2 separate regions of the Homo sapiens genome follow, and region 2 is linked to region 1. The links are chromatin contacts, found by Hi-C or POLR2A ChIA-PET in ENCODE. All regions are on one chromosome and are shown on one strand. Each heading gives the region's core, a stretch centred on a gene start or an enhancer-like site at or near the end of the contact. The rest is flanking DNA. Distances are from core to core; before and after follow the strand shown.

Evidence for each region. A loop is a pair of places that touch in the nucleus more often than their neighbours do. ChIA-PET counts read pairs that join two places held with the same protein, here RNA polymerase II (POLR2A). Pooled maps may share reads with other maps.
Region 2: a loop to region 1 is called in a pooled map, with 2.6 times the contacts of the local background. The contact joins two enhancer-like sites. A Hi-C loop is called at or near these places in 4 of 50 pooled maps. POLR2A ChIA-PET finds 5 or more read pairs at or near these places in 3 of 52 experiments (A549, PC-3 and activated T-cell).

What each region holds. Positions count from the first base shown.
Region 1 is chr17:57,992,199-57,999,126 of GRCh38, reverse strand. It overlaps a transcript of SRSF1 not described here. Among named protein-coding and RNA genes, the nearest start is that of VEZF1, 7.4 kb to the right of the region's middle. RefSeq lists an enhancer at 3,403-3,452. Within about 2 kb of position 3,531, at least 21 of the 41 ENCODE cell types and tissues checked have a DNase peak (open chromatin) inside an H3K27ac peak, as active enhancers do.
Region 2 is chr17:57,778,231-57,785,158 of GRCh38, reverse strand. No RefSeq gene overlaps it. Among named protein-coding and RNA genes, the nearest start is that of CCDC182, 36 kb to the right of the region's middle. RefSeq lists a silencer at 1,599-1,778. Within about 2 kb of position 2,403, at least 6 of the 41 ENCODE cell types and tissues checked have a DNase peak (open chromatin) inside an H3K27ac peak, as active enhancers do.

The sequences.
Region 1 (6,928 bases), core at 2,282-4,781:
CTCACTTAAGTAGCAGGTTGTCTTGTGATCAAAAAGTCAGTAGACACAGTAGTTAATGCCATATTAACAGCTGAAAATTACTGAAAATTTAACACTTTTAGTATCTGTCATTCCCATCACCGCTTTCTCCCCAGGTTTCTTTTATAAAAAATGGAAAGGACACAAACTTGTCTCCTGTTTACAGTATAAATTGTCATTGAGAATACTAAACCTTTTAGGCCCATATGATGGGATTTAGTCATCCAGAAGACAGGTGTGGGACAACTGGCCTTAAAATGTTAATTTTAGAAAATCAGTCTGTTTCAAAGAATAAAGCACTAAAAGTGGACAAAGTGGACTTCTTGTGGGGGGAAAAGTAATCAAGTTTACACAGTAGAGATTTCCCTGCCTGCTAAGGTAACACTAAGTAGCAAGGAAAGCTACAGAAGGTAGTTACTGTTAACTAGTAGTCTTGCTGCAAATTGGATTGACAGCTGAAAGGGCACTAACTAGATTGAAGCCTGTCTTTAATCCTGTAAATGTTAGCTCTGGTGTCCCTTTGATAATTTTTAAATAACTTTTGAAGATGCACTCTGAAGCCACAAATTAGGCAAATGAAAATTCAGAATTCTCCTTGTAGAAAGAAAAGTGCTAAACCTGGAGATTGTAAAGTGCTAAGAAAAACCATGGTAGAATTGTTCCCTCAGGTGCTGTGTATTAGAGGAGGAGTCTTTATATGTCATTTTGGGATAAGCTTTCAACAATTATTAAGGCTTAATACATAAGATTATAGGATCAGTCAAGCAAAAGGGAAGGTATAACCTTTAGATAGGACTGGGAAGTGCTGGGTGAATGTCTTCTACCCTTAACGGTGGTAGAAATTTGAACTATAAAATAACACCAAGAGTGACATTCACATTTTTTTTGTCTTTGTTTTTGACACAGGGTCTCACTCTGTCACCCAGGCTGGAGTGTAGTGGCACAATCTCGGCTCACTGCAACCTCCGCCTCCCGGGTTCAAGCGATTCTCCTGCCTCCCAAGTAGCTGGTATTACAGGTGCCCATCACCACACCTGGCTAATTTTTGTATTTTTCATAGAGACAGGGTTTCACTATGTTGGCTCAGCTGGTCTCTGAACTTCTGATCTCAAGTGATCCGCCCGCCTCGGCCTCCCAAAGTGCTGGGAATACAGGTGTGAGCCAGCGCACCTGGCTGACATCCACAACTTAAGGCTAGAAATGTAAAATGTTGGTTCGCAGTGTAACAAGCACATTCCAAAGAAAACTCAAATGGCTCCTTTGTACTCTAAAAATAGTAAATTTGCAGCAAGGTGATAGTCAAGTTCTGTGTCTTCAGGGTGCCACCGCATCTATGATTTAGATTAACCTAGAGATGTGTTTACTTGCCAAATAGAGTTCTTCAAGATGCTGTTTGGATTTGTCTTCCCATCTCCAGTTGCCATATCAGCATTTTTGTCTGTACCCAAATTCATATTACTGAAGTGTTAAAGCTGGTTTCAGTGACTCCAGATCCTTAAAACATGTCACTCCCTTAATATGAGTTAACAATGGGTTATATTCTACCTTTCCAATTTATCCTGTTCTCAATCACATCTTCCCCTACCCTGGTTGATTTGGTAAATACATGTATTTTTTAACTCTACAGACCCAGGAACTGAATATATTTATATTTCCCAATGAGCTAAATGCAGTGCTGACAGTTTTAATATTGATGGGCGAGATGGGAAGAATTTAGTATTCCCTAAAAGCAAAGCACTGTAGAAGTCTGTTTCACAAGCTATTCGTTAACTGGGTGGATTATTGGAGAAGGTATTTTAATACTAATAACTCCTCAGATGTGAAGCCAGAAAATTTGAATTAATCTAAATGCTAGCCTAAGTCCAAGTATAATTGGATAAGTAAATGTTGCTCCCAGAATTGGTCTTGCAAAGTAAGACCAATTGTAAGACCAAAGTAAGTGGTTTTGATGTAAGCTGTGCACACTTTCAGTACAGATCACCAAGAATTGATGACATTGTCTCCAAAAAGACTAAATAGTTGCCTCCTAGGTATCCTTTTTCAGTCATTCTCTTTTAAGCTTCTTACAGAGGAAGCTTTAAGTTGCCTCAGAATTTAGTGGTATTGCCTCAATGAGAATTCCTGCATATTTCTCTTTGGGATGGAATCATTTTGGTTGTTTTTTTGTTGTTGGTAACTATTCATAAAGAGATTAATACATAACGATGTATTGTGAAGAGACTAGATAGCATGTATATTATTCCTTGGGTTGGGAGTCTTAAGCATTAACTTTAGGACCCTGACCCTGGTCTTTAGGTTTATAGGATCAGCTAGCTTAAACAATTCTCTCAAAACCAAGAGACCCAGCATCCATACATTTTAACACCCCACATCATAAATCCCATAAGCAGCCCCATTCCTTTTGCCATTAAAAATCTCACCCCTTCATGATCACACCTAATGACTGAAGCATTCTTGAACTAATTGCGTTGTTTCTTATTTGCTTTTCTTCATGTTTTAAAAAGTGCTATATGTGCAGGTGGACATGTTGCCCTTAAGCTGTTCTCTAGTTTAATGTGTATGCTTTGTTTTCTTCAGCTACATAGTAAACTGAGAGCAAAGGCTGTTTTTTTTTTTTTTTTTTTTAAGACAGTGTCTTGCACTGTCACCTGGGCTGGAGTGCAGTGGCGCAGTCTCGGCTCACTGCAACCTCCACCTCCTGGGTTCAAGCGATTCTCCTGCCTCAGCCTCCCAAGTAGCAGGGATTACAGGCACCTGCCACCACACCTAGCTAATTTTTTGTATTTTTAGTAGAGACAGGGTTTCACTATGTTGGCCAGGCTGGTCTCAAACTCCTGACCTCGTGATCTGCCCGCTTCGGCCTCCCAAAGTGCTGGGATTACAGGCATAAGCCACCGCGCCCGGCTCCCCAAAGTCTTATGTTTTAAACTTTTTGACATTTCTTCTAAGATGTCCAGAATGCTAGTACCTGCACCTTAATAAATGTTTGTGAATAAATACATTATTGAAATCTTAGGCAGGTGTGCCACATAGCTTAAATCTGAGACACTGTGTTCTTTAGTCAGATCATGCATATTCTTAGAATAGTAACCTCAAAGGTTTATACCCTTGCTACCTTTTTTATATTTTTTGTAGAGACAGGGTCTTGCTCTGTTTCTCAGACTTTTTGAACTCCTGGGCTTAAGCAGGCCTCCCACCTTGGCTTCCTAAAGTGCTGGGATTACAGATATGAGCCACTGCGCCCAGTCCTGATACTGTGGCTCATTTTAATTCTCACGTAGTATTTAGTTTCATTTTGCAGTTTGAAGAAATAGGCCCAGAGATGTTAAAGGGGCAGGCCCAGAACTTGAATCCAGATCTTGTGGTGAGAAATTCTTGTTTTACTATCACGTTGCTTTTTAAAGCCAGCCTGCTTTTTCCAGTTGGGAGGCCTCGGGGAGAAAAGTCTGACCCAAGTGAGAAACACCTGTAATATCTACCAGATGCCAGCAGGGTGTCCCATGGTGCTGTCTTTGATCCATGTTCTTACCCTGTGTGCTGAGGGTTGTTCTAGAGTAGGACTACATCTAGTCACAGTGGCCATGTTCCAGAGCCTGGCAGCAAGAAAGAGGGATGCCTAGCTCCTTGGCTTTCCAGTGTGCAGTGCACAGCCAGCTCTCTCAGAGAAGCCCTGGCCCTCTTTTGACCCCTACTATTGAGGCTGGCCCCACAGGAGGACAGCTGGTCACACAGTGGCTGGGGCCTGGCTAGCCACTCAATAACTACACAGCAGCCCCACAAAAAAATCATAGAAAAGAACCTGTGAAAGGGTAAATGTTTAAAACATCTGCATTTGTGTTGATAGCTGAGTATACACTTAAATTTGTATTAGTAACAGATCCACAAAAATGAACCACTCTAGGAATTTTAAGTTTTAAAAGCCAATGTGTGGTAACTTCCAGTTTCCAATAAAAATGTTTGCATTACACTTAGCCTACACATACTATCTCTTAGGTATCAGTTTTTGTATTCAGCAACCCTAGTTGGTAATCTACAGTGTCAAAACTATCACTTATATGAAAACAAATGAGCAAATAGCCCTTTAAAAATTTCCTTTCCCAGTGCTCGTTACGCACTTTGTACAAATGTCTGTAACTGTTTTATAATTATTTCTTTGCAAGGCTTGGTTTCTTCAGTAGAGAAGATTCTTAGAAGTATCCCCAGTGACAGTACAGCTCCTGGCATTTAGTAGGTGCTCAGTAATTATTTTACTGAAATACTCATGCTTCCATAATAGTTCTGGGATAATTCTAAACACAAGCCATTTTTCTAAGGAGAGTCCACATTAGAGAGGTCTTTGTTTTGTATTCAAGATGATTAAAATTATGAACTGGGAAGTTAGTCCCTGGGGTGTCCTGGCTGGCCTTTGGAAATCTTCACTACATCTTTCTGGGTTGGAATTCTCACCACAGCCTGAACGTGGGGCTGTATCTGAGCTGTCTCTGAGTGCTGTCCATTTGATATATCGAGTACTGGGTGTTTACCAGGGCTCTTCAAGCCACTGGGAGAAACAGCTAAAGAGTAACCTACTGATTTGAGATGTGGATTTGTGCCCCATCCCTTTCTCCTTGTTTCCCACAGGAGTTTTATCTCAAACTCCTAAGCCATTTTTAAGGAGATCACTGGAACAAACTCCAAACCTACCCTCTAATAGTCAAGTTTACCTGAATTTTCTCAGTTCTCTCGGGAGAAGACTAATCACACATTGTAGTACCAACTTGGACTCTTCATGTGCTTTTCTTAACTGATTAGAGTTAACACCTCAGCTAAAGTGTATAGAACATACATGGGGCTTCATCAGGCTTCAGAATCAGTTTCACTAGATGTGCTATGTAGGAGGCCACGGAAAAATTACTGTAGTAGTAAAAGTTATCAGTTCTGATGTAAACAATCATTTTGTCCCATATTATAAATAAATTGGCCTGAAAATATCTTTTCATATGTGAGGAATAAGTATATGATGCCTTTCTCCTTTAAAGTATGAACTGCTAAAAGACAGGGATAACGTGTATTCTGTATTCCAGCAGCCACAGTGTGTTTCTGGTCTTTGTACCAGGTGCTCAGGAAGTGTTTTCACTGGCTTGGGTTGACTACTTGCCATCTGCTCTCTGAGCATTCATTTCTGAATGAAAGGGGAGAAAGTGAAAGGAGAGGTGGGAAGAAAGAGGAAGCTGCAGAAATACGAGGAAACAGCTGGAGGAGGGAGGTGAAGTTGAGGAGGTAAGGTCAGTAAAACAAAAAGCTAGCAGAGGGCAGGGTCAGGCCCTTGGGGTAGAGGGCTAATTAACTTCTGTCAGCTAGTTGAATAGAGCCTTGTGTGCTTTGTTAGAGACCAAAGGTACTTCAAAGGAAAAAAATCTAGATTCTTCCCTGTGTACCTTAATAATTGTTCATCAGGTCAAAATCTATCCTGTCCTCTAGGAATTCTGGTCTTCCCTCAGGCCTAGCAGAGAGCTTTCTGCCACTACTCAGGCAACCAAGGGTGAAGTGCTTCAAGTAGTATTTGTGGACAGCAGCAGGTAAGCTTGATGTGTTATTCACAGCTTAAAGAGTAGATGCTGAGTACAGCTGTTGTCCATGTGTAGAGCTTTTAATAACCAGCGCAGCAGGCCCCTTCACCTGCTTTTATGCCTGGACCAGATGACTGAATGTAGAACTTTAGGCACTTTTTTTTTTTTTTGAGACGGAGTCTCGGTTTGTTGCCCAGGCTGGAGTGCAGTGGCGCAATCTCGGCTCACTGCAAGCTCTGCCCCCCGGGTTCACGCCATTCTCTTGCCTCAGCCTCCCAAGTAGCTGGGACTACAGACTCCCACCACCATGCCCGGCTAATTTTTATATTTTTTAGTAGAGACAGGGTTTCACCGTGTTAGCCAGGATGGTCTCAATCTCCTGACCTGGTGATCCACCTGCCTTGGCCTCCCAAAGTGCTGGGATTACAGGTGTGAGCCACCAGATCGGCCCTTTAGGCACTTTCTACTTCTCAAGGTCAAGAAACATCCTTTAAAAAGTTAATTCCCTTTTCTGGAGCCTAAGCCAGATCTTATCTAGGCCTTGTGTTGCCATCTGTTAGCATTGATTTCTGGAATGGAGCAGCTTTCTCAAAGTTTGGTCTTGCTAGTCATGAGGTCATGTCAGTGTCTTAGGTCACTGCTGCTCACCTTCCTTACCCAGGGAGTATACTGCATAGGTTTCTGAACACCTGTTTTCATTATTCACTGTTCCTCTCACTGCCAAGAATGGAGGGACCCTCAGTTGAAGATCAAATTGACTCTGAAGAAAAACTGGAGATGTTTCTCTTGGAGTTTGGATAGAGTATTCACTTGATAACATGTTTTTCCCCTGCCTTGCTCTTCACAAGAACATCTGGCCAGGCATTAACAATTAGTAAATTTTTTTGCATATGAACAGTATTTTTCTGGTCATGTAGATGGGTGCACATGACACTAAACAGCATTGTTTAGTGTTATCCCTCTTAACTGGTGGGTTGTATTTGGGGTGGAGGCTGTAGCCGAGGAGAAGACATTCACCTCTGTACTCGAGAAACTTTGTGTAGGAATTTAGTTTATTTTTTTATTTTTTTTAATTTTTTATTTTTTACTACTTTTACTGTTAGCACAATGCTATAATTGAGCTAATCTTTGTAGTTTGGTGCAGGACCACCAAGTTTGTGTGACCCATTACCTACTTTTTCCATGCTCAGCCATTACCCTGTCCTGGGGCATCTGAGGGCAGTAAGGAACAGGTGTCCAAAGGAGGAATGTTGGTGCCTATGAGTATGTTTTCCAGTTGTATTGAATTTCTTACTTGGTGTATTTTTGACTTGTCTTAGTTTCTTTCCTTGTGGTCTATGCTATTTTACTTGCGATTTGTT
Region 2 (6,928 bases), core at 1,154-3,653, 210 kb after region 1:
AGCCAAGGAGTGACACGATTCAGCTGTTGTCATAAAAGACTCTGCTATGTGGAAATGTCCTCAGAGGAACAGGGTGAAAGCTGGGAGCCCAGCCAGGAGATGGCTGTGGCTGGGACTGGGGGTAGCAGTGGAGATTTCAAGAAGTGGGCAGATTCTAGACACATCTTGAAGGTCAAACTGATTGAATTTGCTGATGGATTGGTGGAAGGTGTGAAAGAGAGACACATAAGGATGAGCACGCTGTTTGACCTGAGCAACCAGAACTGTGAAGTTACCCATATTAGGATGGGAAAGATTTCTCAGGAGAAACCAGTGAAGAAAAAAAACGATGGGAAAGGCAGGGAGGAGAGAGGAATCAAGAGCTCTGTTTGGACATGTTAAGTTAGATGTCGATGGGGCACCGAAGTGCAGATGGTGAAGAGGCTGCGGGATATGCAAATGTGGAGTTCAGGAGAGGTGCTCAGCTAGAGATATGCATGTGGACAGCGTCGTTGTGCAGCAGTTAAGGCATAAGGCTGAGAGGACGCACAGATACAGCAGAGGCTGGACACCGAGCCAGAGTGTCCTGATGTTTGGGGGTTGAGAAGAGGAGCTTCCAGTCAAAGGTGACAGAGAAGGACTGGCCAGAGAGGTAGGAGGAGAACCAGGGGTGAGTCGAAGGAAGAAGTGCTTCAAGGATCAGGAAGGAGCTGCCCATCAACTACGTCAGTGTCGCTGATGGGTGGAGGGGAGAGGCCTGAGAATGAGCCACGGGATGAACGGTGTGGGTCATGGTGTTTTTGACAAGGGCAGGGAAGGTGAAGTGGGCACAGACAGTTGATTAAGTGGGTTCAAGAGCTAACAGGACAGGAAGGGAGTCACTGAGCGTGTTTCAAGAAATTTGGCCCTCTAGGGGAGGAAAGACATCCGGTGTAAGGGGCTAGCTGGAGGGAGATAGGGTGCAAGGAGTTTTTTTGTTTGTTTGCTTTCTTATATGGGAGATGTTTCAGCATGTTTGTAGTTAATAGATATCCAGTGAAGAGGGAAGATTTGAGAATGCAGGGCTGAGCTGCCCTAAACATAACTTTCCTCCCTTTTCTTTATTGTACAGCTTAGAGCATTGATCAATGTGTTCAGTAATTGTTTGTGGTTGATGTTTCTGTGAATATCTCTGGCATTTATTTCCCCTTTAGGCAAAGTTGCATGTCCCTCAAATGTGCCCATGCGACCAGATCAGATCCATTTAATGATGAAAATGCTTTGAAAAAACAAATCCCCTGACTTTTGTCTACCAGACCCTCTCAGTTGTTCTATCACTTAGTTGTAGAGGTGTCAGCTGAATCAATAATAATAAGCTACTATTATTGAAACCTTAGGATGTGCTTTACATGAATTATCTCTGTAAAACATCACTGTGATGCAGGTACAATTGATGATCTCAATTTAATGAAGAAACAGAAGCTTCAGAGGTTAAACCATATGTCCATAGCGGGGCAGGCGGTGCATGGTAGAGCCAGGTTCCCAACCAGCCCCCGTTGACCTAACCAGGACGCCCTAGAGAACTGCCCCCAACCCAGAGGGGCTGCGGCAGACCTTGGCCACTGCAGGCAGACTTCAGTACCGAGAGACTGCATCCTCTTCCCGCCCGTCTGGGCGACCCGCTGTGCCAGGAAGCAGCTCCGCCCCCTCCCCGACCTGGCTGTGCGACACCACCCGGGCTCGGGCAGCAGGGGGCGCTCTGCTGTCACGAGAGGCGGACCCAACGCGCCGAGAGCCTGGCTCCCGGACTGCGACGACTCCCTCCCCCGCCACCCACACCCCCAGGCTCTCCCCTTCCTCATTCTGCATCAGAGTTTGCTGCTGCTGCTGCTGCTAGCAAAGCTATCTCTATGGAGATTTGTGAAAAACCTCTGCTCTGGTGAAAGGGTCGTGGGGTAGGGGCGGGGTAGAGGTGGGGGGTGGTGGCCCATGGTTTCAGGGTGTTGGTGTTAAAATAGTGGGGACCCGGTGGGGACAGCAGGCTAAGGCCCTCGGCTATGCCCTGGGTCTGGCAGGTGGTAGGTGTCTCGCTCAGCTCCTGGAACGGGTAGATCCGCTGCGGGGCAGGCACTCAAACATCGCTTTGTTTCCTAAGTTCTTTCTGAGCAAGCTTCTTTCTAAGATCCCAAGCACTAGAACCGCTGAAATACAAATTCCTAGTTGGGAAAATCAGATTCCCGTATCTGCAGGGATGCAACAAAGAAGGGCAGCAGTGTCCTGTGGCTTTGAAGTGCATGTCACATGAAACAGGGCGAGGAGGGAAGCAGGTGGCATTAATCCTTCCCCGCCCTCCTCCGCCCCTTCTGCGAGGACACCACTGGCCATTTGCTGCCCTGGTAGCGGGGGAGGCACAGCTGGCCAGGGAGGCCCCAAATCAAAAGGAAGCCATGTGGGCTGGGCGCGGTGGCTCAGGCCTGTAATCCCAGCACTTTGGGAGGCCGAGGTGGGTGGATCACGAGGTCAGGAGTTTGAGACCAACCTGGCCAACATGGTGAAACCCCGTCTCTACTAAAAATATAAAAGTTAGCAGGGCAGGGTGGTGCGTGCCTGTAATCCCAGCTACTCGGGAGACTGAGGCAGGAGAATCACTTGAATCCAGGAGGCGGAGGTTGCAGTGAGCCAAGATCACACCGCTGCACTCCAGCCTGGGCGACTCCATCTCAGAAAAAAAAAGGAAGCCATGTGGTGGGTGCCTGAGCCTGGCGCCACCACAGCTGCTGGCTGCATGTGACAGCTCCAGTCCTGACCAGAGGGCCTCAAGTCGCATGGGAAGGAGGGGGTGGGGACACAGCTGCTCCCACCCGGAGCATGGCCCTCCTTAGCCCAAGCTGGGACCCACAAGCCCAGACCCAGAAGCAGAGATGTGAGGGAGGAGGAGCCGGATGTTTCCTCTTTCCAAAAGATTCCAGAATTGGCTTGGCTGCGTGGCCCCTTGCCCCTGCTGACAGCCCCCACACTTCCTGATTAAGTCTGGCTTCCCCAGGTGGCTGCTGCCCAGGACTCCCAGATGCAGCTGTGGGTGGCAGGAAGCAACCAGTGTCCTGGCATCACCCCAGACACAAACCTGGTCCCTGATTTGACAGCATCGCGTTGCCCTCCACCCACTGATGTGGTTAGAGCCACACATTGAGGGGCACAGAAAGCCCCCTCCTGCTGTGAGTTCTTTGCATTTTGCCTTTCCCTCTTGGAAGCAGCCAGTCCCAGAGCTGTCCTGATCTGTTTAGAACTACAGCTATTCCACCCTGCGCCTGCCAAGTGTAGCTGTACTTCCTGTGGACTAGATCTAAACAAACACAAAAATTCAAAGTGCGACAAGTATCAATCTCCTATCGAATGCGAAAAGTAAAGGAAGCACCTCACCCTCAAGGGACTTGTAATCTAGTTGAAGAGACGAGATCCAAATACGTGGGGAGTTCAGTATCTGGGAACAGTGAACATATCAGTTTCGACTACAGAAGAAGAGATGTCACAGGTCCCTTTGTGATTAATTATCAAGTGAGTGGTTCTGACAGTGATTGCTCCCCTTGTCTAGGGGAGAGAGGGCGTGCTTCAGGCTTTTGTGGTCAGGAACACTGGACTGGGGCAGGGGGCAGGGATGGTGCTGATGGGATGGAGGCCTGGGTTTGAGTTGCTTCTTGAAGGCTGAATGCATCAGAGCCTATAAATAGAACTCATGATTCTTTTTGCTTTGGAAAACATACAGACTAACCATCCTTTCTAGATTAGTGCCTGATTCCAGTTTACTGCCCTCCCGTCATCAGGGTGCTCAGAAAATGTAATTTGATAAGTAAAAATGCCTTTTATGAGAACCTATAATGTGCCAATTATTGCACAGTGTACATTACAAAAATTATTTCTGGTATTTTTTAGCAACACTTATTGGATGGCCATCCCCTACCCTAACCTACAAATGAATCAAATGGGGCTCAGAGAATGTAGGTATCTTTCCTGAGGTCACACATCCAGGTCAGGCATGGCGAAGCTAGAATTCAAGGCCTGTTCTTTCATACCCCAAAGCCGAGGGGCTGAGATTTGCAGAAGGGTCTGTAGCTGTTTTCCAAAGGGTTTCCCATATAGATGCCAAATTTCCCGCCTTCAAGCAGACCTCATCTCTTGGAGCCTTCCTAACATACTGCATGGATTGAGGACCCAGCTTTGATATTATTTCTTGTCTTTTTTTTAGGATAAGGGAAGAGAAGCCCAAACAAATAGGGTTGCTGCAGATTTCAGAATTGAACTGAAGGTCTGAACCAGAGGAAAATTTTCAGGAGGCAGGGATCCCAGTGACTCAAAAGTCCCTTGAGAGAAAATGGATGCCCCCCTCCCCCGTTCAGCTTTTTATTTATTTATTTATTTTGACAGAGTCTCACAAGGCTGGAGTACAGTGGCACTATCTTGGTTCACTGCAACATCTGCCTTCCGGGTTCAAGTGATTCTCCTGCCTCAACATCCCGAGTAGCTGGAATTACAGGTGCCCACCACCACACCCAGCTAATTTTTGCATTTTTAGTATTTTTAGTAGAGGCAGGGTTTCACCATATTGGCCAGGCTGGTCTCAAACTCCTGACCTCAAGTGATCTGCCCACCTCAGCCCCCCAAAGTGCTGGGATTACAGGCATAAGTCACCGAGCCTGGACCCTGTTCATCCTTGACCCTCTCTCCTCTCCCTCTCTCTTGAAGAGCTGGACCCCTGCTCCTGGAAGAAGCTGAAACCTCACTCTGTGGAGTGGGGAGAGGCTGGCCCTTTAAGCCCCTACCCACCAGGCTCTCAGCAGTGGAGGATGGAGCACGGTGAAGGAGCATGCGGTGGGGCTGTGTCCACAGAGCATGCTTCTGGCCTGTCAGTTTGGTGGAATGGAGTGTAAATCTCTCCTTTCCCTCTATTTGCTTTCCTGACCCTATAGAAATGAGGTGATTAACACCCACCTTCTCTTTTCTGTTTTCACGGAATCTCTGATCAACTTGGCACCTGTCTTAGTCTGTTTGGGCTGCTATACCTTAGATTGGGTGGTTTATAAACAACAGAAATTTATTTCTCACAGTTCTGGAGGCCGGGAAGTTCAAGGTCAAGGCCCTGGCAGATTTGGTGCCTCATGAAGGTCTGCTTCCTGGTTGAGAGATGGCTATGTTCTCACTGAGTCCTCATGTGGAGAAAAGATGATGGAACTCTCTGGGGCCTCTTTTCTAAGGGCACTAATCCCATTCATGAGAGCTCTACCCTCATGACCTCAGCACCTCCCAAATGCCCCACCTCCTGCTACCATCACACTGGAGGTTAGGATTTCAACATAGGAACGTTCAGTTCATGACAGCACTCTTTGAAAACCCCTAGAATTCAAGATGATATGCAGGTTCCCCCTCATGAAAATAAAACCAAGATGTTCTAGAACAAAAAATATATATGAATATAACAAAGAAAAACATAAATCATACACTCCTCTGAAGATAACTTTTGTGACATTTGGGTATCCTCTGGTTGTAATATTTCTTTTTAATACAACTCTGATGAAACTACATATGATTTTGTATCCTATTTATTCACTTAGCATTTCCCCAAATTATTTATAAATTCTTTGTGAACATCATTTTAGTCACTATATATCATATGGAAGTATCATAATTTCTTTTTATTTTATTTCATTTTTTGAGATAGGGTCTCACTCTGTTGCCCATGCTGGAGTGCAGTGGGGCAAACTCGGCTCACTATAATCTCCACCTCCTGGGCTCAATCATCCTCCCACCTCAGCCTCCTGAGTAGCTCATGCTGGAGTGCAGTGGGGCAAACTCAGCTCATTACAATCTCCACCTCCTGGGCTCAATCATCCTCCTATCTCAACCTCCTGAGTGACTGGGACTTACAGGCATGTGCTACCATGCCCGGCTGATGCCCGGTTGATTTTTTTTTTTTTTTTTTGTAGAGATGGAGTTTTGCCATGTTGGCCAGGCTGGTCTCGAACTCCTGGTCTTAAGCAATCCACCCGCTTTGGCCTCCAAAAGTGCTGGGATTATAGGCATGAGCCACTGTACATGGCCTCATAATTTATTTAACTTCTATGTAACTAACCATCTAAGTGGTTCTAGCTTTTTGCTACTAGCAGTCATATCACAATTGATATATTTGTGCATAAAGATTTTTGACATTTTAGTTTATAACGTTAGGATGGATTCCCAGAAGTGAAATTATGAGGCCAGGAGTAGGAACATGTTTAAGGCTCTCAATACATTTTTCCAAATTACTTTCCAAAAGGGTTATATTAATTTATACTTTATTAGGAATCTATAAGAGTGTTAAACATGTCACAGTCTTTCCAGCAATCAATATACTCTTTTAAAAATTAGTTTTTAACTACCTAAGTCTACTATCCTTATAAAACAAAGCATAACAGATCAGGCCAAGGTTAGCTTTGCCCATATCCTCATTCTGTTCCACTCCTCTTCTCTCTGTACATACGCGCTGCTAGCTGTCGCTTTCAGTTCTTCCAGGCTCTTCACTTTACCTTTACATATGTCATCCAATCTACTGTTTGATTATGTTCCCCTGTTGATATTTTTAAACGTGTGTTCTTTTTCTCCTTCTAGAACAGAAATTGGCAGACTTTCTTCGTGAAGAGCCAGAGAGTAAGAATTTTGGCTTTGTGGGCCATGTCTACTGCAGTACAAAACTCTGCTGTTGTAATGTAACAGCAGCCATAGACAATATATAAACAGTTGAATGTGACCATTTTCCACTAAAACTTTATCTACAAAAATAGCTGTCAGGCTAGATTTTGCCAGCAGGCTATAGTTTGCCGATCCCTGTTCTAGACTGTAAATTCCCTGGGGCAAGGGCCAAGTGGATTCCCCAAGCCCCTGGACCAGGGTTATGCACAGTTATCCTTGGCAATGACTACAGTAAGAGGGCTGGCATGTT